Regions from separate parts of the Mus musculus genome. Here regions 2 and 3 are each linked to region 1. A link is a loop called in an ENCODE intact Hi-C map of the cell type or tissue named here. Cell type or tissue: heart. All regions are shown on one strand. Each heading gives the region's core, and the rest is flanking DNA. Links, peaks and the distances in the headings are about the cores only.

Region 1 (10,835 bases), core at 1,899-9,898:
TCCTGCCAAAGCTAGGCTAGGAGTTTCGATCTTTCAAATTCTAAGAATTGGCTCAGAAAGCTTCTGTTGAAGTGGGGATAAGAGAGATTTCAGTGGTCTCCTTAAAGACACTGAGAATGAGAGAAAAGCCTTTGCTGGGTGTATACTGACAGAGGATTAATATCTGACGTATTCCAAGAACTCGAAGGAAGAAAGAAAGGAAGGAAGGAAGGAAGGAAGGAAGGAAGGAAGGAAGGAAGGAAGGAATCAAACATCCCAATCATTAAGTGGGCTAATGAAACAAGTTAAGTGTTCTCAAAAGACAAATGGCCAGTAAATACGTGAAAACATGCTTACCTTCACTAGCCATGAGAGAAATGTAAAGTAAGCCTACACTGAGATTCCATCTCACTCTATTCAGAATGGCAGCCATTAAGAAAACAAACAAGGGACTGGAGAGATGGCTCAGCAGTTATGGGTACTGGCTACTCTTTGAGAAGTCCTAAGTTCAATTCCCAGCAACGACATGGTGGCTCACAACCATCAGAATGGAATCTGATACTCTCTTCTGGTATACATACAGATAGAGCACTCATAGACAGAATTTTTTTTTAAAAGAAAAGAAAATAAACAATGGGGGAAAAGGCAAGTAGATCTCTGTGAGTTCAAAGCCAGCCTGGTCTGTAGAGCTATTTCCAGGACAGCCAGGGCTACATAGTAATACTCTGCCTCAAAAAATGACACAACTACTACTATTATTATTATTAACAATCAACAAATTTTGATGAAGATATGGTTTAAAGAGAATCCATAAACACTGCAGGTGAGATTGCAAACCAGTCAGACCACTATGGAAATCACTGTGGTGGTTCCAGTAAGTTAAAGTAAATCTACCATGCTACCCAACTCCACCACTTCAGGATATCTAGCGAAAGAACTCCAAGTCAACATACCACAGAAGCACGTATGCATCAATGGTGAATGCAGCACAATTCACAACAGCTAAGTCACGGAATCAACTTAGGTGTCCAGCAACAGAGGAATGGATAAACTGGCAAGCCTGAGTGTGGTGGGACATACCTATAATACCATCACTCAGGAGGCAGATGCAGGAGATCTCAGTGAGTTCAAGGCCAATGTGGTCTACATAGGGAGTTCCAGACCAGCCAGGGATACATAGTGAGATCCTTTTCCAGAAAAAAAAGTGGTATTAATACACAATGCAATGTTTTTCATCAAATGAGAATGAGATGATGGTATGGGAAATATACTCAGTGTATAACATGTATGCAAAGTCTTATGTAACACAGAATCACACACACACACATACACACACACACACATATATATATTGAACATACATAAAGAAAACCTTAAGAAAATTTAAGAAAAGAAAAAACATAAAAAATGGTATTAATCTGAATTCTTGAGATGGAACACAAAAAAGACACCGAAAGTTGTCAGAATCAACATGGAGTCACTTTTGTCAACCCTAACCACAGACTAATCAATTAAGCCCTAAGCATGTAAAGGAGAGGATCTTGTGTGCACATGCCTGATAACATGAACCATTGCAACAGACCAGAAATACAGCCTGCACAAAGACCACTGCAACTTTATCTGCTGCCCGACACCACACTTCTTATTCATTCTGTAGCCAAGCATAATTGATTTAAAACAGTTTCTGTAAATCTCCCTCAATTAGCTCCTCAAAGTGTCTCCTGGCCTCAATCTCTTTGAACACACATGGCTTCATCTTTGAAAACATGTTAACTTCACTGCAGTGCTTCCCAATTATTCCCAAATAAGTTATAATTATTCCTCAGAAAGTTCTACTCTTTGTCTATCCCTTTCCCTCCCCTCCCCTCCCCTCTCCTGTTCTATAGGTTGACAAGATATCAATTCCCTAACACTTGCATGTTTGTTTGTGGAAAAGGCAAGACACATTTCTGTAGGTTTCCAAAGAATTGGCCTAAGAGCAACCTGAAGGTACATGAGCTACAGTGCAGCAGAGGTGAGGGACTACAGAGTCACTCCTCCTGCAGCTAGGGTCTGCAGCAGTGGCAGGAAACAGAAGGCAGAGGTGTTCCAACACAAGGCACCAGTGGTATGGCACCTTCAACCCTATACTGCTATTGCGTGCGAAGAGACCTTCCAGCACATGGAACAGAGTGGTACTCAAGCTGCTCTGCAGTTTATGGGGCTGCTCTGTCAAAATGTTCCATGAGAAGACATCTCAAGGCATCTTCTCTTCCTTCCTCCCTCCCCTTTCCATTCCCTATCTCCTTTCCTTCTTCCCCCTCCCCCACTTCTCTCTTTCCTCCACCAACTACCAATGCTAACCTACAGTGTGAGAGAGGGATGGGGAGTGCCCCAGTAGCTAGTGATTGAGGAAGCCACTGGAGCACAATCTCCAGCCTATTAAAGCACATACACATACATCTAAATGCATTCTTACCTGCAGACACATAAGCTCATCCATGAAAACTTGTACACACACAGATGCACACACCACACACAAAATCACATGCAAAAAAAAAAAAGAGCTTATTTACTTTCCCTATCTTTAGAAGAACTGGTAAAGTCTTTTAAGATTAATATGATGGTGTCTACGTGTAAGTGCAGTACAAAAGATGCTGAGGCAGGAGGATTGTAAGTCTGAGGCCATTCTGCACCACATACACAGACCCTGACTTACTTAGGGTTTTACTGCTGTGAACAGACACCATGACCAAGGTAAGTCTTATAAAAACAACATTTAATTGGGGCTGGCTTACAGGTTCAGAGGTTCAGTCCATTATCATCAAGGTGGGAGCATGGCAGTTTCCAGGCCGGCATGGCACAGGCAGAGCTGAGAGTTCTATGTCTTCATCCAAAGGTTGCCAGTGGAAGACACCCAGGCAACTAGGGTGAGGATCTTATACCCACACCCACATTGACACACCCATTCCAACAAGGCCACACCTTCAGATGGTGCCACTCCCTGGTCCAAGGATATACAAACCATCACAGACCCTGTCAGGAAAAGAAAAAGAAAAAGATGTACAAAGAAAAACAGTGGGTCATTTATAATCTGGCTTAAACAGTGAGAATAGTCGAGGGTCATATTGCTAGTACAGTGTTTTTTTTTTCTGAGTTACATGAAGCACTGTGATCTTTTTTGAAAGGATGCTGGCCATGTATACAGGTGGCCATGAGGGTGCAGGTTTAAGGTTTAAGGAAGTTGTTTAAATTCAAGTGCTCATAGAACCGATGGAAAGGCAAATTTCAGGCACTTTGACTAGCTTTCAGTTGCACTGCTTCAAAGCAGTGAGTCCTCCAGTTTTGGATCTTAGTTAATTCCAAATGTAGTCAGGAAGAATAGCAATCACAGTGTGCAAGCATGAAGACTGGAGTTCGGATTCCCCAGCATCCACATAGATGCCAGACAGACATAGCAGTCTGCCTGTAATTTAACACCCAGAAGGCAGAGATGGGGATTCCCCAGAGCAAGTTGACTACTACACTAGCTGAATCAGTGAGCTATAGTTTCACCTGAGAGACCCTGTCGCAAAGTGATCATAAACACACACTTCATCAACCTCTGGATTCCACACTCATGTATATACATGTCTACATGCACCACACACACACACACACACATGCTTATATACGCCCATATATAGACACACACATATACATACACACACACACACACACACACACACATATATATATATATATATATATATGCAAAAATGTAGCTGCCCATATAGCTGACATTCTTTCCCCCAAGAGGCTTGATCTATGCCCTTGAGTCTGTTGAGCTCTGACTGTCATGGAGTTGGAGGGGAGGGAATGAAGCAATGTACCATCTAGGGTCAGTTCATAAAAGGCCATGGAGCTTCTGCCTTCCTTGCTGAGAACATTAGTGTAGAAATGATGCCCATATTGATCAGAAAAAGGAAGTGATTGGAAAGAATTTGTCTAAGTTGTAAGTGATAGAAGCCCAGTTCAGACTTGTTTGAGCATATTGGCTTACAATACTAAAGAGTTCATGGACAGATGCAGAAAGAGCTAGGTGCTGAAAATCTGGAACTTGATCTGCTCCTCTTTGGGTACTGCACTCATCTGAAATCATCCACTCCTTCTCTTGCTGGTTGTCCCTGTATGGTATAAGATGGCTACCAGAAATCTCAATTTTATAACCAACTATATTTATTAGTCTCCAAGTAGAAACAGCCTTGTTTCCCAATAATTCAACTAGCAAGTTCTAGGATCTAGGAACAACTTTCACTGAACTAATTGAACACACACAGAGAGACACAAACACAAACAAGAAGACACACACACAAACATACACACATAGAAAGACACACACATAGTACATGTATAAATATATACACAGGCACACACACACACCAATACACATACAGGCGCGCGCGCGCACACACACACACACACACACACACACACACACGGATCTAAGCCATGTATGGAACCCTGGAGACAGGATAACCCTGTTGTCATTGTAACTTCATGAATTGAGAATAAACAAACAGGGGTGGGCATCCAAAAAGAAAACAGAAAATAGAGATTGTCTAACCCAATACAGGCAAACTAGGTGAAAACCACACAGGTGTATTGTATTATTCCATATTCTTAATGAACTCAAGCTAAACAGTAAAATGATGACTGCTCAGCCTTGTTTCTTCCACACAGATAAGTAGTTTAAGGACAAAGATTTAATTATATCTCCCAATCACATTAAGTGGATAATAAGACCAAGAGGCTATAGACATCACAGGAAGGGCTTGCAACAATCTAAGGAGTAAATGGATCTCTGGATTTGATCTCAAAGACTCTTGAGCTGTGCCCACAATGGCCTGAATCACAAAACTTTTTCCCAAATCCTCTGGTAGCATAGTGCATAGACTAAGAGTACAAATCCTGACATTGCCTGCAACTGTTGGGTACTCTGACTTCCTTATGGGGTTAGCTAGTCTCTGCCAAGTTACCCAGTCTGTCTCTTAGCTTCCTCATTGGTAAATGAAGATAATAGAACTACCTGGTAGGAAGAGTAAATGAGTCATCATATGGGAAACACTTGCAACAGTGCTTGGGGCAGCATGAGAGCTATACAGTGCCAACCATTTATCACTTGGGAAGATGAGTATTGTGCCAGGGCCTTTGAAGCCTGAGTAAGAAGCTCTGGCATTGGCAAGCAAAAGCACATGACCTTGGCAAAATTGCTTAATTTCTCTGGGACTATTTCATTTCTTTCTGTATGATAGGAAGGCAATTATATCTTTCTGCTTACCTCACAGGGCTGTCATAAACACCAGAGAGGTAATGGATGCGGGATTATTTCAGACATTCAAAGTCTATTATGAATAAGGAACCTTACTAGTGTTATTTCCGTTTGGATTGTTTGACTTGTATATAATTGGGGCAGTTTTACACCTTACTCTTTAACACAGAGAATCATGAGGAAGGGAGCTGGGTGGTGATTGGTGGTGCACACTTCTGATCCCAGCACTGAGTAGCAGAGACAGGGGGCTCTTTGAGTTTGAAACCCACTTGGGCTACAGTGAAAGGATGGCCAAGGCTATACAAAAAAACTTTGTCTCAAAACAAAACAAAACAAAACTCATGGGGACAGAAAATATAAAATGATGATGGATTGGCCAACCAAACCCAGTTCAAAAGTCATGGGAACTGTTTCATGATTTGAAGAAATACCCAGAACTCCCATGGATTAAAATGGATTACAATGGGAAAGGTAATAAATGGAGGCAAAGATATCTTGATTCACTGTATTCTACCCATGATGGGCTCTGACTACTCACAAGCCAGGCTAGGATGAAATCTTATCTCAAGGACTTTGCACTTGGACCTTCCTCCATCAATTTTTGTGCAAATAACTCCATGGCTCATCGACTGTACACACACACTCTCTCTATATATATGATTAAGAGCTGTAGGATCTAGCTTAGTGGTAGAGCTGCTTCCTGGCATTCGTGAAGAGCCAGATTTTATTTTCTAGTACTAAACTAAAACCTGGACCTCGGAGTCTGCGTGTGAATGAAGATCGTCACTTACAAGATGCCCAACTTTGGTTTCCTTGCATGCCAAGGGGGCTTAAAAAAAACAAACAAACATACACTTCACGTTTTGAGTTTATAACCAGCATTACTGTATTATGGGTGGAAACAGCTTTTGATGGTGCACGGTATGTATCGAGCAGCAGTTAATGCTAGGTTGTGACGGTTATGCTTTCTTTCTATAATAAAACCCTTTTATCCTTTTTATTAAAAATTTTCATACAATATATTTTGATCGTGTTTTTCCCTTTCCCAACTCCTCTCAGATTCTCCCAACCCATTCAACTGTACATTCTTCTCTCTTAAAAAAGAAAGAAAGAAAGAAAGAAAGAAAGAAAGAAAGAAAGAAAGAAAGGAAGGAAGGAAGGACGCTGGGCAGTGGTGGCATAAGCCTTTAATCCCAGCACTTGGGAGGTAGAGGTAGGCGGATTTCTGAGTTCGAGGCCGGCCTGGTCTACACAGTGAGTTCCAGGACAGCCAGGATTAGAGAAACCCTGTCTTGAAAAAACAAAACACCAAACCAAACCAAACCCCACCATCACCACCAATCTACAAAAACGAAAATCAAGACCAACAGGCAAATGACAAATATGACAAACAATGTCCAAAACAAAACAAAACGTCCACAAAAATACCACTGAGTTTGTTTTGTGTTGGCCAACTTCTCATGTAGCAAAAACTGTACATCCGCAAACTGCACGACTGACAATCAGGAAGAGCACGCATGCTCGGCCCGCCTCTTCCGCCCACATGACCCACACATCCTGGCTTTCCAACATGGCGGCGCCCAGCGGCACTAACTACACGTGAGGAAAAGCAGGCACCGGAGCATTGGAGAGTACCGCGTGGGAGTAACTTTCTCCTCCGCAGTGCCCGCGGATCCCTTCCTGTCGTCCTGAGACCCTCGCGGGCCGCTGTCCCGCCGCAGCCATGAAGCCAAAGCCACTTTCGCACAAGACCGAGAACACATACCGGGTGAGCGCGGGAGTTTGGGCCCGGAGCCGCGGTTCGCCCTGCCTCTGCCTGACCAGCTGATCGCCTTAACCCCAGGGCCTGCAAGTCCGGGCAGAGCCGGAATCGCTTGCCCGGGGCTCTGGCGAAAATGGGAGACTATGCCAGTATAAAAAAAAAAAAAAAACATTAGTTCGCAGGGGAGTGAGGAAACTTGAATTCCAGAGTCCGCCTTTTAGCGGTGAGATCTGGCCTGTCTGGGCAACTCCCTTCACTCCAGGCTCAAATTGATTGGCCCAGGGGATCGTCTGCAACCGAGTCCCCCTTCTAACTTTAAAGACTGAACAGAGGAGGGTAGAGCGAGCTGGCAAGTGGCGAATGACTTCTGCTGGCTACTGTTGTACTTTATAATGCCTTTCCAAGCCCTTTTGTAACTGAGTCTGTCTGTTTTTAAAAAATATACCTGTTCCCACAACTTAGCGAGATCCCTGTGCTTTCGGTGTGGTGTGAAAGCGTTCGTCCAGGTTCCAGTCTGTGTGGAAATTGTATTTGATAAAACATAATGTAGGAGGTAGATCGGTTGGTGGAGTGTTTGAATAACATTCAGGGAGCCCTAGGTTGGATCCCCATTAAAAACAACAACAGTTACAACAAAAACAGGTGTGATGGCTAAATGCCTGTTACCCCAGACCTGGGGATGTAGAAGCAAGAGGGTCTGAACTTAAATTTTAAGGTCATCGTTGGCTACATAGCCTGTTCCAAGGGTACTTAAGTTAAAAGAAAAAAGAAATACAGATGAAGTAAGTTATGCAAAAAGTACAAGTATTTATTATCTTCAAGTAGTAACTGCTTTTGTTTAGAGTTCTTACATTTACCTTTTGTGTTTCATAAGTAATAGCTGCTCTTATTTTAAAAAGTTACATATTTTATGACCAATAGAAACCACGGGTCTGAAATGATACGCTAAGGGTACTGTTGTTTGTGGTGATGGTCCAGAGGTTGCTCACTGAAGCTCTAAAACGTTCTGTGTTCAGAATTTGATGTGATTATGGTGTAGTTTTACTCCAGCAGATATCAAAACCTGATAAGCATTGAATGCTAATATGTCTTAAATATGCTTTTTCTCTGCAGTTTCTTACATTTGCAGAGAGACTGGGGAATGTGAACATTGATATTATTCACCGTATCGACAGAACTGCAAGCTATGACGAGGTAAGAGGGAGTTTTAAATTTCTCTCACCAATGTAAGTAAGCTGTTTTTCAAGCCATTTGTAATGTACATGCAGTGATTTAGACCTGTGTTGTCTAATTAAAAAACCACACACAGCAAATATGTTCATTCACTTTAAACCTAAATCCCTCAATAGCTATATGCAGCTAGCTGGAATCATTCGAGAGGAGTACCATACCAGATGGTGCATGTTCATCCTGGCCTTGTTCAGTCGGATGATGCCGTGTTGAACTTGACTTGGCTTGACTTGATTCTCAATTGGGTTTTGTTACTGGAAACTCTTCTTTTCTCATGTCCATTGCGAGTGGGTCTACAGACCTGTACTTTTTGGCAGCTCCGATTTTAAAGTGATTTTAGTGAAATCACTTTCCTGGTGTTTAGTTCCTTCCTCTCGAAGATACTAAACTGCACTTTTTTCTGGTTCTAACCACATACCTGCCATCTTCTGTGAAGAAGGGTTTTCCTTTTTGCTGCACCAAGCCCTTAGTGCTTCTGCTAGCCTTTCTTAAAAGCCTTAACCCTAACCTCAGTCTTGTTAGCGTTGACACCTTTAACTTGGGGTTTCAACCTCAGCTCTTCATCTGTTACTGAGCAGATTCTGTACCGAGTCTTTGCCAGCATTGTCTTCTACCACGTTAGCATGTTGAATGATAACATCTAGACCAGCATAAAAGGCTTTGAGAACTCAGTGAAAGGAGCCTTCTGAGAGTGTCAGAAAGGATGTCAGAAGATGATTTTTAAGATGGGACCTGAATTGAGTTTTGCTGTAGGTTTTAGCATGGCAAGAGGACAAGAGTGGCTTTTCCAGGCCAAGGGAAAAGTCTGCACAAAATAGCCGAAGCTCGGGAATGTGTGTCCCATTTAAAGCACTACAAAACTGTTCAGTCTTATAGATGTGTCTAGGGTGCACACGAGTGGGGTGCCTGGAACAGCAGAGGAGGGTAGCTGGAGACATAGGAAAGATCTTCAATAGTTTTATGTGCTGAGACATTTGGATTTTATCCTAAAGCCATAGGATTCTGTTCCTGAACTGTAAGCAGGGGAGTAAGTGACATGATCAAGCTTAAGATTTTTAGCCTGTCTGTCTTTAACGTGAAGGAAAGAGCAGGATGTAAACTAGCAGAGAAGATCTGATGTCTGTATGAGAAATGATTAGGATAGTGGTAACCAAATCAGAAGGGACGTTTCGGGGACATTACATTCAAGAGCGGGAACTGACCTACTGAATATGTGGAGAGGAACAGAAGGTAGGTTAAGGTTTTTGGTTACAATAGCCGGATGGTTGAAGAGACCACTCAACAATCTGGGAAGGGATTCCGGGTGAGGATGAAGAAGGAAGATTACAAATTCTGGGCCAGCCAGGACTACAGAGCAAGACTCTGCCATTCACGTGTGCATATACACTCTCTAGAGATAGGATAGGCACTGAGTGCTAATAAGAGAGAGCATGCAGCTCTTCCGAGGAAGATAATTGGTTGCACTTGGAACTTGCTCAGTGTGATGTGTAGTACCTGTGACCCATGCAAATTACAGTGTCCATGGGATATTTGAGAGAAAGGGACAGTTCCAGAAAGCACAGTTAATCTTAACTACTACTAGGCCACCAAGGGAAACACAGAAACACATTTGACTAGCAGAGTGTGGTGGTCACACATTTAATCCCATATTCAGCACCTAGAAAGCAGATCTCTGTGAGTAGGAGGCCAGCCATGCTACATGGTGAGACCCTGTCTCTAAACCTTAGTGAATCTAGAGCACAGGTGAATGCGGAGGCGCAGTTACAGACTTGAGTTCAGCAGGTGGTCTTAGCGTAAGCTACAGGACAGGTCAAAAGCACCAAGCAATAAAATGTTAAAGATGAGAGTGCACAATTTAAAAAAAAAAAAAAAACATACGGGAGTGGGTACTGGCATCTTTTCGTAAGAAATTTCCTTACATAAATTCTTAGGCTGAATCATCCAAAATGGCTTCAGTTACACATCTTACAGTGGGGGCTGTTGGTCTCCATTCTTGTTGTTTTAGTTAGAATTCTATTGCTATGATCAAGACTACAACTAAAAACAAGGGGAGGAACTCTCGGGGCAGGAACCTGGAGACTAGAACTGAAGCCGAGGCCATGGAGGAGTTCTGTGTACTGGCTTGCTCTCCACGGCTTGCTCTGTTTACTTTTGTATGCCACCTAGAACCTTCCAGGGGTGGCATGGTCCCCAGTGGACTGAGCCCTCTCACATGTACATATTTCATGTATGTGGATACACTGTCACTGTCTGCAAACACACCAAAAGGTGGCATCGGATGCCCATTACAAATGGTTCTGAGCCACCATGTGGTTGCTGGGAATTAAACTCAGGACCTCTGGAAGAGCAATCAGTGCTCTTAACTGCTGAGCCATCTCTCCAGCCCATGTTTTTGGCTTTTAATAAGAAAAATTAGATATAAATCAATATATGCATATATAAAGCACTTTTATCACACTGGGATGTGTCTTCAACATCCTTCTACTTAATGACAACAAGATGATTTTAATTTTTATTGCTTTGTTGCTGGGGATTGAACCCAGGGCCTCAAGGACACATGCTAGAGGTGCTGTC
Region 2 (10,835 bases), core at 1,220-9,219, 97 kb after region 1:
TCCTCCAGTCACTGACATTTGCCAAGTACTAGATTTCAGGAGGTTCCTGCATTTCTATCAGCCTGCATGGACTTACATGATGCCAAACAGTCTCTCAGAGGGGACAAGGATAAAACCCAAACAAGGGGCCAGTTTTTCAAACTTCCGGGTTCTCGTGAGAGAATTTTCATTTAAGTGCTTTTCTGAAAAATTGAGTTCCTTAGATTTTAATCACTGGATGCTCTAAGGAAGATATGCAGTTTCAAATTCTACCATATTTTAGACAATATCTAATTTCCAACAGGAGATATATTTTGGTTTAGTGTTGTCAGCACTAAGAGCCATTAATGTTAAATACCACCAAATGATCTGGTGTTTACACCATACCTGATACTTGTCTGTCCTCCTAAGTCCCAAACTTGGAATTTGAGATTTTTGTATGTCACCGTCTCCACATTAAATCCAATAGCTGAAAGAGAAATCAAATCAACATATATGTAAACTAATATACTCTACCTTTACAAAGTGTCCAACTTCACTGAGTTTTAGCAACTGCTTGTAATTTCTCGTCACATTATGGGCTGGATTAATATAACACTTAAGACAATATCCTCTCATATTCATTCATTCATTCATATTCATATTCATTCTCTCTCTCTCTTGGCTATCGAGCCCCAGACATCTGCTCTGCCAGTCTGCCTCCTCCCTGCTGGAATCATAATTGTGCACTCACAATTATGGTCCCACATCCATGCAGTAGGTAGATTTCCCCAGCCCCAGAAGTCTATTAAACCACCCTGAGCACTGGTATCTAAGTGTTCAGAAAGTCTTGTACAGTTATAGATTCAAAAGCTGAAGTTCAAGCTTGGCGTGGTGGCGTACGCCTTTAATCCCAGCACTCGGGAGGCAGAGGAAGGCGGATTTCTGAGTTCGAGGCCAGCCTGGTCTACAAAGTGAGTTCCAGGACAGTCAGGGCTACACAAAGAAACCCTGTCTCAAAAAACCAAAAAAAAAAAAAAAAAGAAAGAAAGAAAGAAAAAGCTGAAGCTCTGGCAGACAGTGAATAATGAAAATCAATATAGAAAACTAGGCTCTAGATTCAAAAAAGCCATGCTCTCTACAGGCTGCAGCCGTACAGACCCTCTATGGGCATCTCAAGAGCTCACTCGTAACAAGGTCATAGCTCAACAGTCAATATCTCATCCCATTTGTCTGCCATCCTTCTTAGGTGTGCCTCTCTTAGGTGTGCCTCGACACCACACAGCTGAAACCAGAAACTATTTTCAAAGAAAATCTAAGTGAGGGAGAAAGTAATTTTGAAAACACTTAGGGTGGACATGTACAAAGTTTGCTCTCATTTCCTAAACTTAGAAAAAAAAGAAAAGAAAAAGTCAGGCCAGGCCTTTAATCCCAGGACTTAGGAGGCAGAGGCCGGCCAGTCTGGTCTACAAAGTGAGTTCCAGGGCTTCCAGGGCTATAAAAAGAAATCCTGTCTCAGAAAAGAGACAAACAAAGTCAGAGTGAAACTGACTTACGACCACCACTGATTTTTGTTTCCTATCTTTAATGATGTGTTGGTAAATGATGTATTTGGCAGGTAAGCATGCACATTACATCTGAAAAATAAAACCATGGCAAAAGTAGCAAACTAAAAAGCAAGTTCCTGTCTTCCTCAGAACTAGGCATATGCAGGTCTATGTCTACCACCGTCAAGAACTGTTCACGTGCAAACAGCCCACACTGCAGTCCACAGGCCCTGTAGCACTGAGCACTGCAGAGGCCACCAAAACCTGCCCATGTGGAGAGGAGAGAATCTCGGAAGTAAGAATCAAAGGAAAGGAAATGGGCAAAAGGCTGCAGAAGGAGATAACAGATGCTACAAAGTCCAAACACTCCTTGTTAAAAGCAAAAGAGAAAAACCCCCAGAAGGTTTAATAGTGACGTAATGGGAATGTCTAACAGAATCATTCAAAGCACACAATTTAAAATCCTGAGCAAGTTCTACAGATTCAACTTAATTAAAATATATTAATCTTATCTCTCTAAATTTAGCTCAACAAATGAAAAGGTGTAAACACCAAGAGTATCCACCCCCAAGTAGTAAAATAGGAAGGACTTTCTACAAATAACTTTCTAAGACAGCAGGAATAACGAGGCCACAAGCGGGAGGTAAACTACAGTGCCGGTGTTTCTTCTCCTTGGTTTCAGGGGCCAGGTCATTTCAAATGCTCTGCTTCTACAATTCCCAGTTTTAAAAGTGATCTACAGAATTACTTAGAAGAAACTACACTGTGATTTAGGCAATAAATATGCAGGAAAAAAAGGTGCTTTGTGTACAATAATACCGATTTAACATCTACATCCATCAACATACAAGTTAGCAAAGTACTTTATACGCCTCATTGACTCCTCAAATCCAGTAGACAGACAGTATCTTCATTAAGCAGTAACGATTTAGAGACTTAAACCAACTATAGCTCTAAACAGAGAAGCCTGTTTGTATACCTAGGCAGGGAACCTTAAATTGCACCAAAATGCTTCTTAGCTGTTTTGTTTTGGTTTTTTTTTTAAGCATTGTCAGTATCATTTCCATAGTAGAAGTTTACAAACCCCCATCATATGACTCGTTTATTCAGAAAGCTGTATTAGATAGAAACATGAAAAGTGTTATTAAACCAATACTTACTGGGAATAGTAGTAACAACTTCTCCAACCTGTAACCTGTACAAAATTGTTGTTTTTCCAGCACCATCTAATCCCAAAATTAAAATCCTCATTTCTCTGGTTCCAAAGAGACTGGAAAAAATACTTGAGAAAAAGCCACCTACAAGATAATAAAAGCAAAAATGTATTTGATGTCATCTTGTAAATTAGGTCCGCAAAACATTTAGCCTTTTGAAAGCTATATGCCCAATTAAATATCAAAACATTGTCCTGAAGGCACAGGTAGATACTCTTGCTTCCAATGAAAGATGTTATTCAACAGCAAACAGTAACACGTGAAGTTCCCAGGTCCTGAGAAATGTCAGGCAGTCAGATCACATCATCAGACATTTAGACACTGCCCCTCAGGAGTCCAGTTCATTTTCTCATCAATAGAATAAGGACACGGTAACTTAGTGCAGTCTCCTTCTTACCCGTAGATACCACAGCGCCAGGCAGGGGAAAAGCGGCACAATGGGGTGCTCTGAGTGACAGAGCACTCACTGTACAGTGGCAGTACCAATATAAACTTTTAGGGCACTCTCCACTAACCCACAGAACTGCCTCAACAAACCACTTTTGTTGTTGCTTGCTTATTATTATTTGGGGGCAGTATTTGTTGAGATAGGATCTTTTACTTTGCAGCCCTCGATGCCCTGGAAATCAGCATGTAGACCAGGCTGGCCTCAAACTCACATAGAGATCCGCCTGCCTCTGTTTCCTGAGTGCATTAGAAACTCATATTTTAGACAAAAAAAAAAAAAAAAAAAAAAAAAAAAAAAAACAAAAAAAAAAACCCCGACATTCACTACTTTATAAAATATTCCCAGGAACCTTTATGTACCCAAGGCACCCTGAGATGTAAAAGCATTTGTGGCACAAATACTTTGCCTTCAAAAGTCACTAAAGGGAGGAAAAAAAAAAAAAGATTCACAATAGAAAGTGAGAAAACGGAAACGTGGGGGATATGAAGAATATGCTCAACATATAATATACACGGATACACACACAATTTTAAAAATAAAAGGCAAGGCCTTTTGGCTAGTGGTCCAATAGGAGGCTAAACCAATAGCAGTGAGTCTGAGGCCACCTTTGGCTGCAGAGTGAGTTGCGTTCAAGACTTGACAACTTAGTGAGATCCTATCTCAAAGTTTTAAAAGGGCTGGGGCTATACAGCTCAGCAGAAGGGCGTTGCCTAGCATACTAAGGGTTGACTTCCAACAGCGCTCCCTTGTAGGCATACAAACGCACACGCACACGGAAAGGAGAGGAGAGGAGAGGAGAGGAGGAAGAAAGGAAGAGATATTACACTTTGCTATTTGAGGGGAATGGCAGAATTAAAGCTGCCCACTCTAGAAAAGCGAACACGGAGCAAGCTGTATACAGAAAGAATGGGTGTGACCTGACAAAGTCCTTTTGCCCGTTTAGACGTCTAGATTTGGAAAAACAACGCCGAAAGGTTACAGAGAACCGAACGGAACTATAATGCACCGGATCCACACACTTCTGAGAAAACTGAGTAAATACTGACAGAAACCGAAGATTTTGCAACTCCTAGAAGCTCCACCTGTACCGGAGCATCACCACCGTCGGGTGCGCTCGGACGTCTACCGTAGTTCCCTCACCTGGAGAAGTGCGAATCAGCGAAGCGACATGAACATCTCACTCCCTGTCCCACCGGACTTCACAATCCACCTAACTCCATCCACCATATCTACGGACAGCTAACTACAGCGGGCGAGCAGACAGGAGCAGCGCAAGGATCAACAAACAACACCGGTCCTCGGGTTTCTCAGAAGTGACGCAGTCCCAACACCCACCCCGATGCCACCAAGCTTCCACGAAGGATCAGACACCTCGGTGAACCTTCAGCTGCCTGGCTGCCAGGCACCCGACGCCCCGTTCCGCCTACCCAACCGAGATGGGGGATGCAGGATGAGGGGAAAAGGCCGGGCTGGGATCAGTCCGGACCCCGCGGGTGCAAAGGACCGAGCCGGGAGGCGGAATCTCCCTGCAGGTGAAGAGCCAAGGTAGCGAAGAGCTGCCCCGCGGCCCGGCCGGTCCCCTCGGTCGCCTGACGCCCTTCCCACGCTCCTCACCCATGATGAACCGCCGCCGCGCCCTCGCCGATCCTCAGAGACAGGCCGGGACTCGGCAGCGACTCCTAGTTGAGCCTGGGCGCCGCCACCTCCGCTACTCCCGGACTCCGGTTCCGAAGCGGACTCCTCCAAGCCTGGTCGGCCAGCAACTTCCACGTCGTCCACCCAGCGGGGGCGGGAGCCGGGGCGAAAGGCCACTGCGACTGCGCGCTGGACACGGAGGTCTGGGCGTCCGCGTCGGCGCTTTCGATGCAACTCCCAGGCGCTCTGAGCGTAGCAGAAATGAACGCCACAACTATAACAAAAAAAAATTTAAGACAAAAGTGTTTCCTGATTCCACTTTTCTGGACAATAAGGCCTTCTCAAATATTAAAATGAGACTTTTTCGTGTTAAATTCTGATATCATAAAGTGGCGAATCGGCCAACGGAAAATAAAAGCTCGATAAAGCGAAGGCACAGAATGCTGGCGCTGGTTGCAGCGTCCCGGTGGTTGCACATCTGCGGAGGCGGTCCACTTTCCTCTAAATGCATTCCCGCAGGAGGAGCCAGGGTTACGTAATAATAACGAGAAAGCTCACCCGCAGTCACTGCATACCACCAACACGGGGCACCCTCGTACCCGAGGTGTCTAATTTTTGATCTCTGGGTGGCCACCTGACCGACCACCCTTCCGCCTCCGCAGAACTGGGAACTTCTTGCCTCCTGCAACTTGAGTTGGAAGTTAGGTAGTTTTCGATAGTGAAAGGGTTTGGTGTTTCTTAAAATTCTTAGAAACGCGTCTTGCTTCTGCGCAGCCTCTCAGAGGCTCGAGGCGCGCTCCAGGTCGGATCCACCTGTAACCCACGCCATGGCTAAGGAAGGCACTGCTGCTGGAGTTGTCATGGACGTCAATACGGCTTTGCAAGAGGTGCTGAAGACCGCCCTGGTCCACGATGGCCTAGCGCGAGGAATTCACGAAGCTGCCAAAGCCTTAGGCAAGCGCCAAGCCCATCTCTGTGTGCTTGCATCCAATTGTGATAAACCTATGTACATCAAGTTGGTGGAAACCCTCTGTGCTGAGCACCAGATCAACCTAATTAAGGTTGATGACAACAAGAAGCTGGGGGAATGGGTAGGCCTCTGCAAAATTGATCGAAAGGGGAAACCTCGGAAAGTGATAGGTTGCAGCTGTGTGGTGGTTAAGGACTTTGGCCAAGAATCTCAGGCGAAAGATGTCATTGAAGAGTACTTCAAATGCAGAAAATGAACAAAAAAATTGGCTTATTTTCTGTTAAGTTTCTCAAAACAGAAAAGTACAATTATCTCAAGCTCTTGAGTTTTCGCCGGAAATAATAATAGCCCTTTTTTAGGAAGTTTTCTTCCACATGGAAACATTGCATTATTATGTTCTGGTTTATAATGAAAATGGTCATCTTTTTGGAAATTTACAAACTGCCTAAGATTTAGTCTAGCATTATTGGGGCTTTTTTTTTTTTTTTTCTCGAGACAGGGTTTCTCTGTGTAGCCCTGGCTGCCCTACAACTCACTTTGTAGACCAGGCTGGCCTCGAACTCAGAAATCCACCTGCCTCTGCCTCCCGAGTGCTGGGATTGAAGGCGTGCAACACCACCTCCCGGCCTGCATTACTAGGGTTTAATTGACAAAATATTATATGTATGTTGCACAGTGTGAGATAGATATATAGGTATATATAGATATATATACACACACACATACATACATATGCATGAGAGAGAAATGATTACCGTGAAAATAGGCAAACCCTCATATTCCCTTTTCCTGTAGGTTGAGTACACTGAAGATCTATTTGGCAATTATCAAATAGGCAGTGTATTGTTATTAAATATGGTCATCATGCTGTGACTATACATCTAAGGGACTTGTTCATCCTGTTGGAAAAGAATCTGTACCATCTTACTGATGTATCTGCATCCCTGCTCCATCCCCTGACAGTCACCATTGCGCTCTCGGCTTCGGAGTTGTCTCCATAGACTCTACTTATGAATTAAACCTTCCAACGCCCTCGTAGGTGGAAATGTGTGATTTTTGTACTAAGCTTATTTCATTTAGCAGGATGACTTCTACATTCATTTTATACGTGAGATTATTTCCTTTTTAAGGCTGGCTAGTTATTGTTAAGCATGTGCATTTGTACATTCGCATCATATTTTCCACATTAATAAGCTTATTCAGGTTGATTTTATACCTTCTTATGTAGATTTATTTTTTATAGTTCTTGAGTGTCTGTGTGCCCATGGCATGCATGTAAGTATGTACACATGAGGACCGATGCTCTCAGAAGCCAGCAACATCTGGAGCTGTCCAGAGCTGGAGTTATAGACAATTGTGAACCCCGTGTTTGTGGGTGCTGCAATCTAAGTCAGGGTCTTCTGCAAGAATAGTCATTATTAGCTGATGGGCCACCTCTTTAGCCCCCACTGATGCTTTGTATCGACAGTCATGATTCATACTGCGTTAAACATAGGTGCACATTGCATTCTGACATGCTGATTTCATTATCTTAAGATGAATACCACAAAGTAGATGCTACAGTGTTTATTTTGCTTTTTAAGGAACCTCCATTTGGTTTTCCATAATGGCTATAATAGCTTACATTCATACCAAGAGTCTCTGTTTTGTTTTTTACTTAAATTTACTACACAGATGTTGAATTATTTCAGCACTTTCATCTTCACCCAAAGCCCTGAATTCACGGAAACATTCCTTGCAAGGAAAAGTCATTTGAGAAAGTGAATTTCTACCTAAACACCTGTAAGGTCTGGAGAATGATCTCTCTCTAGACTGAGCCAATATTGAGTTTATTAAGTATGCAATAAGCAAAAGTAAGACATTAAATAGCCGATAGGAGACAGAAGCAACAAATAATAAAAACAACATCAATTAGGGTGTTCATAACATCCGGCAGACAACTGGGGTAGCCCAACTGACAGAGCAGACAGAAGGTAGTATCAAATCCAGAACCTTTAAATACCCAGCAGATGTCATCAAGAATCCTCACCGAGGAAACAAACTAGAGTTCCTGATCAGTGTATCCTGAGGTTGAGGCTTCAGTGTAAAAGAAATAACAGCAGACAGAATCGTTGAGTCAGACTTAGTCATCCGGCAGAAACCAACTGGGGAAAGAACCCAGAAAGCAATGCAAGATTGAAGAATCCAGGAGCGCAGCATTTGTTCACTGATGAGCCTCCCGCGGCTAAATTCTGGCTGTCTCCACTCTGGGCATTTTTCTGTCGTGGGGCAAATACCAGAAATGCCTGTGGGGGTGCTTCACCTTCCAGCTGTTCTCGAGGGCACAAGGATGATTTTCCTCTGTGTTCCTTTCTGCTTTTCTCTCCAGGTCACAGAGCCAGGGACCAACCTGACTCAGCACAGGGGAGTTGTAGGACACTTGAGCCTGAAATAGGGCAGCCAGCCCTGTCTTCAGCTTCTCAGTTTAAGGAGCACATGATGAGATACCAGTTAATGACAACGCCTGAGCCTTTTTAAGGTTCGTTGTAAAGACTGCCTTGTCTTTGTATGCTTTACACATAAAGCATGCTTACAACTTCGCTGACCGTCTCATTCCCTCTCCCAGCTCTCTAACACAAGTTGCTACATTGATAGGTCTTTGGTACTTAAAACTTAGGCTCTTAGAGATTTACCTTGGAGTACAACTGCATAAAATACCTGAGAAAAATGGATTATCTTTAAAAGAGGACCAAAAGGAAAAATATGCCACATTTGTAAAGGCCAGGCAGCAAACATCTTTTTTTTTTTTAAGATTTATTATATACACAGTGTTCTGCATATATAGCTGTAGGTCAGAAGAGGGCTCTAGATCTCATTATAAATCTTTGAGAGACACCGTGTGTTTGCTGGGAATTGAACTCAGGACCTCGGGAAAAGCAGTCGGTGCTCTCAACCTCTGAGCCATCTCTTCCAGCCCCAGCACACACCTTTAATCCCAGCATTTGAGAGGCAAAAGCAGATGGATCTCTGACTTCGAGGCCAGCCAGGTCTACCTGGTGAGTTCCATGATAAGCCAGGGCTACATAGAGAGACACTGTCTCAGAAAGAGAGTGGGTGTGGAGTGGGGAACGGAAAAGAAAGAGAAAAATACACCACTATAAGACTCCTGTGAAAATAAGTCCCTGTAGGCAGATTTTGAAACTCTTATTTCTCAAAGCTTCCACAATAAGGAGTAATCTCTGCAGTTCCTCCCAGCACCAGCAGGTGACTGCCAAGTGTAACTCCAGTTCCAGGTTATATTAGGGTTTTCTAGAGACTCAGTCCACAGGCTGGATATCTCAGCTGATATTCAGGAGATGCTGGAATCCCAAAGAAGCAGGCTCCAAGTCAGTGAAAGAATGGATATGCTGGCAAGGTGAAGGTAAGCAGGCAAAGGGCAAAACCTCCCTTCTTCCATGCCCTTTTGTAGGCTTTCAGCAGAAGGTGTGGCCCAGACTATATTAGATTTAAGGTGATTAGATTAGATTAGATTAGATTAGATTAATTAGATTAAAGGTGTGTCTTCCCGCCTCAACATCCAAATAAAAACAAAACAAAAACAAAAACAGCCGGTCGTTGTGGCACATGCCTTTAATCCCAGCACTTGGGAGGCAGAGGCAGGTGGATTTCTGAGTTCGAGGCCAGCCTGGTCTACAAAGTGAGTTCCAGGACAGCCAGGGCTACACAGAGAAACCCTGTCTCGAAAAACCAAACCAAACAAACAAACAAAACTCTGTCTTCCTATCTCAAAGATCCAGACTAGAAGTGAATTTACCCAAGCACAAATAATCTCAAGTCTGCCCTCCATTTCTGGATTATAGTTATTTCCAGATTCAGTCAAGGTGACAATCAAGAATAGCCATCACAGCCAGCCAGTGGTGGTGTACACCTTTAATCTCAGTATTTGGGAGGCAGAGGCAGGTGGATTTCTTAGTTCAAGGCCAGCCTAGTCTACAGAGTGAGTTCCAGGACAGCCAGGGCTATACAAGAAACCCTGTCTCAAAAACAAAAGCAACAACAACAACAACAACAAATAGCCATCACGCTGCGGATTCCATTGTTCTGATCTCCATGGGCTCCTATGTGTATCAAGCATACACACATACAGTCAGGCAAACACCTATGCATAAAATTAAATATATTTTAAAGTGTAATCGTTGAGGAAATAGAACTATAAAGTCATGCTAACGATGCTTGTATTGGGAGCTTTGCATTCTAATTCTTGAGACAACCACATTTATTGACTTGTTTGATGTGTTCACTCAAATGTCATCCTTAAAGTTGCAACATACCCCACTTCCCATTGCTCTAACTTTTAGGACAAATTCTTAACAAAAACAAAATAAATCTCATTCACTATGTGCTTGTCTTATGCTTATTTTCTTACATTCACTAAAATGTAAGATACATGAATTTTTATTACAGAAGAGCAGTAAGACATTTGTTTTTGTTGTTATTGTCTGTTTGGGTGTTTGAGACAGAATCTCAACTATGTAGCCCTAGCTATCCTAGCACTCACTATGTAGCTGGTCTCGTGTGTGGACCACAATGCCCAGCTATATGTTAAATTATAAAATAAGACTTGTGGACTAATGCAATGATCATTACTTTAATTCTTTTTTTGTTGTTGTTTTGTTTTGTTTTGTTTTCGATACAGGGTTCTCTGTATAGTCGTCGCTGTCCTGGAACTCACTCTATAGACCAGGCTGGCCTCGAACTCAGAAATCCACCTGCCTCTGCCTCCCGAGTGCTGGGATTAAAGGTGTGCGCCACCACGCCCGGCTATTACTTTAATTCTTAAATGTTCTATAATATTAGTGAGTTTGTTACAACAGTCATAAATGAATCACTGTCTTTTTTTGTTTGTTTGTTTTGTTTTGTTTCGAGACAGGGTTTCTCTGTATAGTCCTGGCTGTCCTAGAACTCACTTTGTAGACCTGGCTGATGAATCACTGTCTTAATGTCATACTGGAGATCAAACTATCAAAGAGTGTCCCTAGTCAAGAGCAGCCACTAGGTGGAGGTGGTGCTTTAAGCTAATTGCT
Region 3 (10,835 bases), core at 1,836-9,835, 160 kb before region 1:
TCTTTCAGCTCCTTGTTGGGTCTTTCAGAGGACCGTCATGATAGGTCCCTTTTTGTGAGCACTCCATACAGTAGGGCCACTTTGGGCCCATTGTTGGACCTTCTTTTCCTCAGGCTCTTCTCCATCTCCATTCCTGCAATTCTTTCAGACAGGAACAATTTGGGTCAAACCCAAAAGGACACACATGGTATGTACTCCCTAATAAGTGGATATTAGAGAGAGAGAGAGAGAGAGAGAGAGAGAGAGAGAGAGAGAGAGAGAGAGAGAGAGAAAGAAAGAAAGAAAGAAAGAAAGAAAGAAAGAAAGAAAGAAAGAAAGAAAGAAAGAACAGAATACCCAAGATACAGTCTACAGAACTCAAAAAGGTCTAACCACAAGAGGAGAGAGAGGAAGGGACGGACCTGGGAGGAAAAGGAGACAGGGTCGGGGGAGAGGAGAACATGATCTGGTATTGGGTGAGGGAAAAGGACTGAAGCCCTAAGGGCCAGGAGAAAGAATGGAAACAGGCAACCTTGTGAGGTAGGAGGTTGGGGGGACCCTCCAGAATGTACCAGAGACCTGGGAGGTGAGAAACTCCCAGGATTCAAAGGGAGGGACCCTAGTTGAAATGCCCTACAGCAGATTCATAGTAACTTAACCAAACATCAGAGCTTTGAAAGTTTCTGAGTCTCTGTGGGATACAATGAATGCATGCTTACTGTATTCTTAACCAATGTCTTTTTCATTTCAATGTTTATAAAAAATATTTAATTTAGTGGGGGATACAGCTCAGTTGTCTGAGTGTTTGCCTAGCATGCACAAAGCCTTGGAACTGCACACATTGGATGCAGTGGCACCAAGCTGTAAGCCCAGCACTTGTAAGCCAGGGGCAGGATCAGGAGTTTAAGACTAAGCTCAACTACATAATGAGTTCAAAGTCAGTCTGGGCTACACAGTGTCCTATCTCAAATTATAATAATTATCATTGCTGCAGTCTAGAGATGTAGCACAGTAGTGCAGTGTATATTGGACCTGAACAGGTTCCTGAGGTCTATCCCCAACACTGTTGGTAGTAAATAGCAATCTTATTTATACTCGTCCTTAAGAAATAACAGACTGCACATTGGAGCTAGAAGGACATTGTGTTTGTCCCTGTGTATGGAGTAGGGGCAATTCATGCAGCTGACAAACAAGATCTACTTCAGAAGATAGCCAAGAAAAGATGAAGTAAACTAAAGTAAAAAAGAGGTTATATGGAGCGGGCAAAATATCTAGTTGCTGACATTACAAAACACCCACTGTGTCATGAAAGCTAAGCTATAAGCCTATTGATAATTGATACGTGTCCTAACAAAATTTCATCCTAACAGAAATGTCCACACACTTAAACTAAGGGGTGTTAGCCAGAGGAGTCCCTCTTAGGATATATTTTTTATTTTAGGTGCCATGTGAACATTTTTGCTGTTCTGATTTCCCAGTCACTTTCAAACTAAAATAGTATGAGGTTACTAAGTAAAAGACACTAGTGAGAAGAAGCAAGGACAAGCTATAGCAAGAGGAGAAAGAGAGAGAGAGAGAGAGAGAGAGAGAGAGAGAGAGAGAGAGAGAGAGAGAGGGAGAGGGAGAGGGAGAGGGAGAGGGAGAGGGAGAGGGAGAGGGAGAGGGAGAGGGAGAGGGAGAGGGAGAGGGAGAGGGAGAGAGAGAGAGAGAGAACGAGAGAGAACATAAGAACTCACTCACCCAGGACTCTTTTGCTCAGTGGCCAGCTGCCCGACCCTCCTCAGTCCTCTCTCCCTAGCACTGCATTTCCACTCCTGTCGTCTGCCCTGGAGCTTCGTGAGTTCCATTATGAGAGTAGCCAAGTGTGTAATGTAGTTTGGAACCGATTTCATCAGAATATAAAAACATAATAATTTAAATCCTTTGGAAGCAATCACAGCATGATGGATGGCCAGCTAATGGCTGGAACACTGCCTTGCACAGCCGAGAGCATTGCAAAACTAAATTCTATATCGACTTCTGAAAATACTCAATTTAAGATACTTTTTGTGACCCAGCAATACAGTTATTTTTTAACAGCTATCTAAATTGGTTTGGACTACTCAAATTTTTGGCCAATATGGGTTTTCAGAATAAAAAAAAAATCAACATTTGGATTTTAATTATTAACACTTTTTTATTCAATCTTAACTAAAGAAGCAAGTTTATATGTGGTGCTTATTTCCAAGATCTTGTGATGTGTGTTTACTTTTGTGTAGTATGTGATTAAAAATAGAATTCATACTGTCTTACTAAAGTCTCTGAACCTAACACTCTGATGCCTCTAGATGACTGACTAATTAACTATGTTTACTGGTTTGCATTTTATTCAATCTTGAAAAATAGTTTCACAAAAACCAAAACAGAACAAGACAAAAAAACAGAATGGTGGTAGCACACACCTTTAATCCCAGCACTCAGGAGGCTGGAGCTGGCAGATAACTGAGTTTGAGGCCAGCCTGGTCTACAGAGAGTTCCAGCGTAGCCAGGGCTACACAGAGTAACCCTGTATTGAAAATCCACATAGATAGATAGATAGATAGATAGATAGATAGATAGATAGATAGATAGACAGAAAAAGTAATAATAATTTCAAAGAAGAGTGAAGAGGACAGGCATTTTTCTCTCTATCACATTGTTTCAACTCTGTTCTACTTCTCTAGTGGCTAAATGGCATCTCAAAACCATGCTTGCACACAAGGTAGACCATCAAGATAGGACAGTAAAGGATAATCCTTTTCATTCATCCATATGTGAATCAGGTATTTCATCATGCTATGAAAAGCAGAAAAACAATGTTAATATAAAAATATAGTGAATCAGAAAATATTACTAAAATTATAACAAATTCACAAGCATTGATCAAACTGATATGTCCAATTAGAAGTATATATAGCTATCTTACTTTAGAAACAACCTTAAAATCTGAAAGGGTTGTATCGGTTAAAAATATTAACAAGCATAACTTATAGTATCTGCCTGGAAATTAAAAAATAAAGTTATAAAATGGATAAAGAAAAACAAAACCTATATATAATTACCTTATTGCAGTGGATTAAGATCTCCAATTAAAACACAGAAGCCAAATCAATAACATAATGACCCTTTCCTACAAGACATGGTATTAGATATTTCATCCAAAGGGGATCCAAAAAGAAGCAGAATTAGTCTTGCCCATATTAAATAAAGTAGATGTTAGACTACAAGTAATAAAAAGTTAAGGAATTCCATTACATAATGGTAAAGGATTGAATCAATCGGGAATTCATTTGTTTCAGTACGTTTGGAAACAAATATTTTCCTGCTGACCTTATCAGAATAAACCAGCTATGTTTTAATTATCCCAATGTCCCAATAAGAAATTAGCCACTTTGCATGAACCACTCACCGAAGGGTCCCTTACTTACCAATGAGCCCCTCTCTGGAGATGTGTCTTTTCCTGATTTATAACCACAGTCTCTTGCTTTTCTGCTCTCTTTCTCTCCTTTTATTTCCCCTTCCCTCTCTCCCTCCCTTCCTCCTTCCTCCTTTCTTCCTCGCCCTCCCACCCCCAGTGTGTTTGTGTGTGTGTGTGTGTGTGTGTGTGTGTGTGTGTGTGTGTATTCATTGATGCCACAGGCCCTTCTCTTGTCTCTTTGTACTTTAGTTTTTAAAAAGTTAATATGAATCATGTCTTCATGTCATGGTTATTTTTTAACTGCCAGTTTTTCCAGTGTTCATACCCAGGTGACCGGCATTATGACAAGCTCCAGAGATCTTTGCGTTAAGTGTGACAAACTTATCCATTTGAACAGGGGTGTGTTATGTGAAAGACATAAAGAATAAACTGAGAAACAAAATTATACTTTTCAGGAAGGTATTTTACCAAATTTACTAGTTATCAGCATTTTCATAATTAAGCCATTTTAGTGATAACATGCTTTGTAACCCTCAAATAAGTTCTACTAGGGCACCCATTCAAATTTCTTGTTTACAGGGATTTTGTTTTTATGGTCAAAAGAAGATGACTAAACTGTACCTCATGCATTCTTGCTGTAATTACACAAATCTCTTTTAACATTGGGCTCTGTTAGTCTGAAGTTTCTGTATGCAAATGTTAATCTTATGGCTTTAGTAATTATATCTTTGTATAGAAAAACTATTTGCCTTACCAGAGCAAGCAGCCATAGCTGAATGTTTGGAGTCATGCGATCTAAGTGTTTGGTTTGACTCTACGGTAAGCAAGGATCCTGGGCAAGACAATTCAGAAATTAGGAAAGGCCTGAATGTCTATAAGTCCAAGCCTATCCCACCTATAAGTAAGGGTGCAGTGGTCTGAAGGAGAGGTGAGACAACACGGTCAAGTCTGACAGCTTCCCAAAGAGAATGCTGGCATCCAGCCTAGGGAATTTTAAACAGTATGTTTTAAGTACACTGCATGATCTTAGTTTTCTTTTTTAGAGAAAGCAGGTTTTTATTCTCTCACTTTATATCCTCTCTGGAAAATCTCTGAGAGCTCTATTTTACTGAACTATCACACACACATACACACACACACACACACACACACACACACACACACACACACACGCCCTCCATTCTCTCTGAGAACCATCTGTCAATTAGATAGCTAGGTGAATCAAGAATGTATTCAGCCCAATAATGGAGAGATAGAACCACACGTTCTGGGAGTCTCCCACAATGCTTGCTCAACCCAGCATGTATGGTGCTGTAATGTAGAACTCATGGAATTTCACAACAACAAGAGGACAGAGGCTCACCTTAGAAACCAATGAGAGATTCTGACATTCAGTTGCCAGCTCTGGAATGTAATGAAGGATCAGCCTCACTCAGGAAACTGCTAATTAGCGGTATTGAGTCTCCTTGCCGCCACAGAATTATTAACCCCAAGAAGCCAGATTTTTTAAAACCATGAAGGAAGCCCTCGCACCATCCTAACTATTCCTGAAAGCGTCCTGTTGCTCAAAGTGTTTCCCATTGTTTGAAACATAAAGAAAAAGTTTCACTCCCAACTTGATTGCCTGTGTTCTTTATAATTATCGGCTTCAGAACGTCTAGAGTTCGTTTGTTAAACGTATGAATTTATTTTACAGCTCTATGAAAAAGTCGCACTCCTTCTAACAAATCTGGGTAAGTGAGGCTGCCTTCTGCAGTCCAGGGATCCAGAACGCTTTAGAACCTCCCTTCCAGAGTTGAGCTGGAGAAAGACCAGCCCCTGTGGCCCCTGCAGGCCTGCCACTCTCCGGTTGGTGGCGCCACACACATGAGTTTATGGGCAACACAAGTTAGACTCAGTGGGCTACTTTCAATAAAAGAGAACATAAAATTAGGACAGAGAGGATGGGTGGGTCTGGGAGGGCTTAGGGAAGAAATGACGATGGATATGATCAAACTATATTAAATGCATATGTTAAATTCTCAGTTAACAAAAACAATATCTCATTTTAAAATGAAAGAAATGCCTCTTTACTGAGAATTACACATGATTCTTTCTCTCCAGCAAGACAATTTAAATGCATCTAGTAAAAAGATCTTTTTCTATCTATACTTTTCAAGCTGTCATATTCCATAAGTGTCACAAGCCACTGAAATTTAAAGTAGATGTACACATGGAAAATAGCAACACAAAAGAGTACAGGTACAAAGTATCCAAGATCACTAGCGTCACAGACGGCTCTAACTCTATGTACAGCCTACTCTATTGGCAGAAACTTGGTCAAAACAGAGACTGCAGAGATGGCTGAAAAGGAGGCACTTTCAGCCTGACTGTCTCTGATCCAGCCTCTCCAGATACCCTGTAACCACAGAACAGGCTGGACACTCTCTTCAGAAGTATACCAGTAGTCACCTGAGACCACACTGCGGTTTAGACTGATCTTTATTTTTTTTTTCATTATTCCTTTTTTTTTAATTAGGTATTTTCCTCGTTTACATTTTCAATGCTATCCCAAAGGTCCCCCATACCCACCCACCCCAATCCCCTACCCCCCCCCCACTCCCCCTTTTTGGCCCTGGTGTTCCCCTGTACTGGGGCATATAAAGTTTGCAAGTCCAATGGGCCTCTCTTTGCAGTGATGGCTGACTAGGCCATCTTTTGATACATATGCAGCTAAAGACATGAGCTCCCGGGTACTGGTTAGTTCATATTGTTGTTCCACCTATAGGGTTGCAGTTCCCTTTAGCTCCTTGGGTAATTTCTCTAGCTCCTCCATTGGGGGCCGTGTGACCTATCCAATAGCTGACTGTGATCATCCACTTCTGTGTTTGCTAGGCCCCGGCATAGTCTCACAAGAGAGAGCTATATCTGGGTCCTTTCAGCAAAATCTTGCTAGTGTATGCAATGGTGTCAGCATTTGGAAGCTGATTAAGGGATGGATCCCTGCATATGGCAATCACTATGGTCCATCTTTAACCTAGAAGTCTACCTCCTGCACGCTCTGTCCAGTAACATGTCAACTGTCAGCAAGCCCCAGCCTCCAGTGCCTCCTGATGATCCTCTGAGTCCTTGGGGGCTGGGGGGGGCGGGCGGGGGGGGGGGCAGGAAGTGAGAAAGGATCGTGGCCAGCCTCTCAAACCCTACTCCCTTTTGCCCACAGAACAGCCTCGCACAGAATCCGAGTGGGAGAACAGCTTTACCTTGAAAATGTTTCTTTTTCAGTTTGTCAATCTGAACAGCTCCACTTTTTACATCGCATTCTTCCTCGGAAGGTAAGAAGCACATTTCTCCATGCCCCACCCCCTGCCCCAGCCCTACTGGGAATGGAACACTCAGAGCCCACTGGCCGGGGGCCCTCCCTGTTGGGTGATCAATGCAAAGTGTAGAAAGAGGTCAGGCATCTCCTTTCCCTTCCCAAACTGCAAAACCTCGAAAATAGTCTCTCCTCCAAAGCGCCCGTACCACTTCGATTGCACAGATAAATCGTGGAAAATAGTTGGTGTGGGCAAAGCAATGGGTGGAAAGCTTGGGACTTCCAGCTCACTTGAGTCAAGCCTGCGGATGCCACACCCGTGTTAGTAAGTGCCATAAAGAACTGAAAGCTGAAGTATGGCCAAGGTCCCTGACTTCACAGGAGGACATCCCAGCAGGGAAGAGGGTAAAAATGAGAAGCCAAGGCTTTCTGGATTTCTGAAGCCCAGCAGAGATCAAAATTTTGAAGGATTCCCTGTTTCATGGTAACGATGGTGATACCCACCCATCCTATCTGAGGACAAGGCCATGAGGCCAGTTTGGGTGAGCAGAAGCCGAGGTCTCTCTTTTTTTGTTTAGCTACTTCAGCAGCAAGAAACTGCTGTTATAAGTAATTACCATGATGCTAGCTAAACCAACACTGCTGGTGTTCAAAAAGATCAAATATGGGTGAACGCAGGAGCAGAACTGCTGCTCACACAGGCTGGGGCGCTCGATGTTCAGTAGAAACATTCGAAGACCCAGGAAACAGCAAGAATGGGCTCTTGCCCTCCTCAGCAGCTAAGCAGGATGGCCTAAAGAGAAATGTTCCTTGGAGAATTCCTGAAGCTCAAGTAATGACCATTCTAGAGGGTTTCCTCGTGCCTTCAGACATGACCTTTAATGGCTCCCATCATTTACTTTAGAGGCATGCTAAGATGAATGTAGTAGTCACTGAAAGCCTGGACTGCACAATGCTAATGCTTGCTTCTGTGTTGAAGATTTACAGGACACCCAGGTGCCTACTTGAGATTGATAAACAGGTGGAGGCTAGAAGAGGTTAGTGCTCTCCCCCTCATCCTCATTAAACAGCTTTAAGGCGACTTTGTGCAGAGTGGAAGCCAGCCACTCTTGTGTTCCTCGACTGATGGCTCTCTGTGCTTGTTTGCCTCACAGTGCCACCCTAGCGGATGCCTTATTGATCTCTGCATGCAAATGGGTATTATAATGGTGCTAAAGCAGACCTGGAATAATTTCATGGAACTTGGCTACCCGTGAGTACTGTAGCTTTCGGAGGGAGGGGCACTGTGTCCCGTGATGAACAATGCTGAGTGTAAGCATTATGGACTCCACAGTTAAACCAGTATGTCACATGCAGATTCAAGGGCAGTCATTAAAACAGTGAACGCTGGGGCCCAGTGAGATGGCTCAGCAGGGAAAGGCTTTTACCACCCGAACCGGGCAGCATGAATTGGATCCCCTGGGAACTCACTCAAAGATTTTCAAGGAACGATTGACTCAAAGTCGCCCTCTGAACTCTATATGTGTACCATGGTACAGTACACACAGCACACACACATAGACATGTAAGACAACAATAAAATTTTCATTAAAAATTATTAACATTGGCTCTTTTAGGATTAGCACAACCTATACAAATAAAAGTGACCAATCTTGCCGGGTGTGGTGGCGCACGCCTTTAATCCCAGCACTTGGGAGGCAGAGGCAGGCAGATTTTTGAGTTCGAGGCCAGCCTGGTCTACAGAGTGAGATCCAGGACAGCCAGAGCTACACAGAGAAACCCTGCCTCGGAAAAAAAAAAGTGACCAATCTTTTTATTTAATTTTATCAATTTTTCGAGAATGTCATACAATCACTTTTAATCATTTCTCCTTCTTTTCCCAACTCCTCCTAGACCCATACTGATATCCTTACCCATACAAACAAATTCATGTGTCCTCTTTTTATTTTATTTTAAGCCTATTATGCTGCCCAAATACTCTTGGGTGTGGAAGCATGGTTGGCCTACTAGTGGTCACCTTTAAAGAAAAGTGACTTAATATTCTTTATGAGTCCTCTATGCATGTGCAGACTCTGTGTGTGTGTGTGTGTGTGTGTGTGTGTGTGTGTCTGTGTGTCTGTGTCTGTGTGTCTGTGTGTCTATGTGTGTGTGTCTATGTGTGTGTCTGTGTCTTTGTGTGTGTGTGTGTCTGTGTGTGTGTAGCATGCTTTAATGATGTCTCTGACATTTGGGGTTCCAGTACTACAAGTCCTTGGCTACTTAATTATTCATAAGATCTTTATTCCCATTTCCATGAACAAAATCAGAATCTTAATTTAAAAAAAAAGAAAGTACAGCAAGTTCAGACTACAGAAAAAAGAAAGTTGGAAAAGTAGATAATGTGGGAGAGTTAAAAGAGCATATTATCACTCAATGCTAAGATTTTCCGGTTGATAACAATGGGCAGAATCTTCTTGTTATCTCTGTAAAATGGCTGTGAGCTTTGCTATGAGAGCTCAGCTAGGCTGTTAAGTACACATCGTGACCTTTCTGTGTCTGATGGGATTCCACTCCAGTTGGTTTCCAGGTCACCTCAGTGACTGGAGGAAAACAGCTCTCTGGGACTCAGGGACGACCACTGAGCTGGGACAGATGCCTGCGACTTGCTGAATGAGGAACCACTTTTCTTAGGGCCCTGTCAGAAGCAAGAGTAACAATTTTCTATTCTTAGATCCAAGTTTTTAAAATCTCCTACCAAGTGTCTAATGTTTTCTATAAGACTTTTAAAAAGTAAATATACAAATAGAAATATGGTGTCTTACGTTATGGAAGATTTGATTGAATCTAATCAAAATGTTAACCAATGAGTCAAGACACACAGCAGAATGGGGGGGGGGCGGGGAGGGTAAGCAGTGTCTGATAGCCGCCCCTCTTTTTTCCTCATTCCACATACTTTTGTTTGACTATTTCCATTCCTGGAAAGCTGATTGTTATCTTCGGATATGCTGGTCCCTGGCATCAGACTATACTGATCATGATCACCCATGTGATATGACTGCAAATGAGGACTATGTTAAGCCGTGTAAGCTAGACCTTCTAACCCTTGAATGTCCAAGGTGTTGCCATGGTACCAAGTCGACCCATGATGCTCTCAGGCGTCTAACCAACTGAACATGAGACAATATGGGAAATCAAATAAGTTCATCAGCCATTCTGTCTACTTGCTAACAGAAATACTTCAGAGATTCAGAATTCTCTCTAGTCCCAATCTTTCTGCCTGAGTGAAGCTGGTTTTTAACTGTGGTGCCAAATGCTTACTCTCCTCTTTCTCATTACTTTCTCATTGTTCTTAGGAACAATCATGCCTAATTTTCTAAGAAACTGATCTTGTCACCCAGGTTAATTCAAAATTGGTGGACTAGAAGAAAAGTCCGACAAGAACATGGGACTGAAAGGAAAATAAATTTCCCACAGTGGGAAAAGGACTACAATCTTCAGCCGATGAATGCCTATGGACTCTTCGATGAATACCTGGAAATGAGTATGGAAAGATATCTGCTTTGCATTTTAATTATATATGCAAGCCTTTGATCCTACACTCAATTAAATGTACATCCGTTATCATCTGGCCATTCATGTAAGAGGATTCTGGTGAGGGCTTTCCAACGCAACAAGTATAAAGGAAAGTGAAATTTTAAGACATTCAGAGCCAGGACTGGGGTTCTAGCTCAGCGGTACAGTGCTTATCTAGTATGTACAAGCACATGAGTAAGATTCACTAGCATCTCAAATGAACAAAGTTCAGGGGATAGTCATTTCAAATCTTTCAGGATACTCTATCTTGCTTCCTGAATCACCAGAGGAGCTGAACTCATAGTCTACAGTAGAGGTATTTCTTAGCATATTCTAGCTTGCTCTCTCTGTCTCTGTCTCTGTTTGTCTCTCTTTCTGCCTCTCTGCCTGTCTCTGTCTGTCTGTCTGTCTGTCTGTCTGTCTGTCTCTCTGTCTCTGTCTCTGTCTCTCTCTCTCTCTCTCTCTCTCTCTCTCTCTCACACACACACACACACACACACACACACACACACACACACAAAATTAACCCTATTCATGAAGTCTCTACCCTGTAGCCCAAAGACCTCCTCCTATGCC

What was found. A loop is a pair of places that touch in the nucleus more often than their neighbours do. Peaks named below come from ENCODE experiments on the same cell type or tissue, not always from the same donor. Only the 100,000 strongest peaks of a DNase experiment are listed, where the experiment ranks them.
Region 2: a loop joins it to region 1, with 7 times the contacts of the local background. A loop is called at or near these places in 6 of 42 quality-filtered maps.
Region 3: a loop joins it to region 1, with 4 times the contacts of the local background. A loop is called at or near these places in 5 of 42 quality-filtered maps.

What each region holds. Positions count from the first base shown.
Region 1 is chr10:88,822,808-88,833,642 of GRCm38, reverse strand. Utp20 (UTP20 small subunit processome component) reads left to right here and starts at 6,829. Exons shown (of 62, transcript NM_175158.3): 1 at 6,829-7,037; 2 at 8,145-8,225. The coding sequence starts at 6,993. In heart, for the core only: no CTCF peak of the experiment used is centred there; a DNase peak (open chromatin) is centred at 6,812; H3K4me3 peaks cover 1,903 bases; H3K27ac peaks cover 1,440 bases.
Region 2 is chr10:88,725,511-88,736,345 of GRCm38, reverse strand. Gm4925 (predicted gene 4925) reads left to right here and starts at 5,245. Exons shown (of 1, transcript NM_001037166.2): 1 at 5,245-6,805. The coding sequence starts at 5,630. The coding sequence ends at 6,028. Arl1 (ADP-ribosylation factor-like 1) reads right to left here and starts at 4,932. Exons shown (of 6, transcript NM_025859.3): 1 at 4,782-4,932; 2 at 2,666-2,803; 3 at 367-448. The coding sequence starts at 4,785. In heart, for the core only: CTCF peaks have their summits at 5,395 and 9,004; DNase peaks (open chromatin) are centred at 4,945 and 5,335; H3K4me3 peaks cover 2,434 bases; H3K27ac peaks cover 1,750 bases.
Region 3 is chr10:88,978,068-88,988,902 of GRCm38, reverse strand. Ano4 (anoctamin 4) reads left to right here. Exons shown (of 28, transcript NM_001277188.1): 18 at 5,112-5,148; 19 at 6,615-6,726; 20 at 7,687-7,744; 21 at 7,862-7,959; 22 at 10,085-10,227. Among named protein-coding and RNA genes, the nearest start is that of Slc5a8, 97 kb to the right of the region's middle. In heart, for the core only: a CTCF peak has its summit at 5,264; no DNase peak of the experiment used is centred there.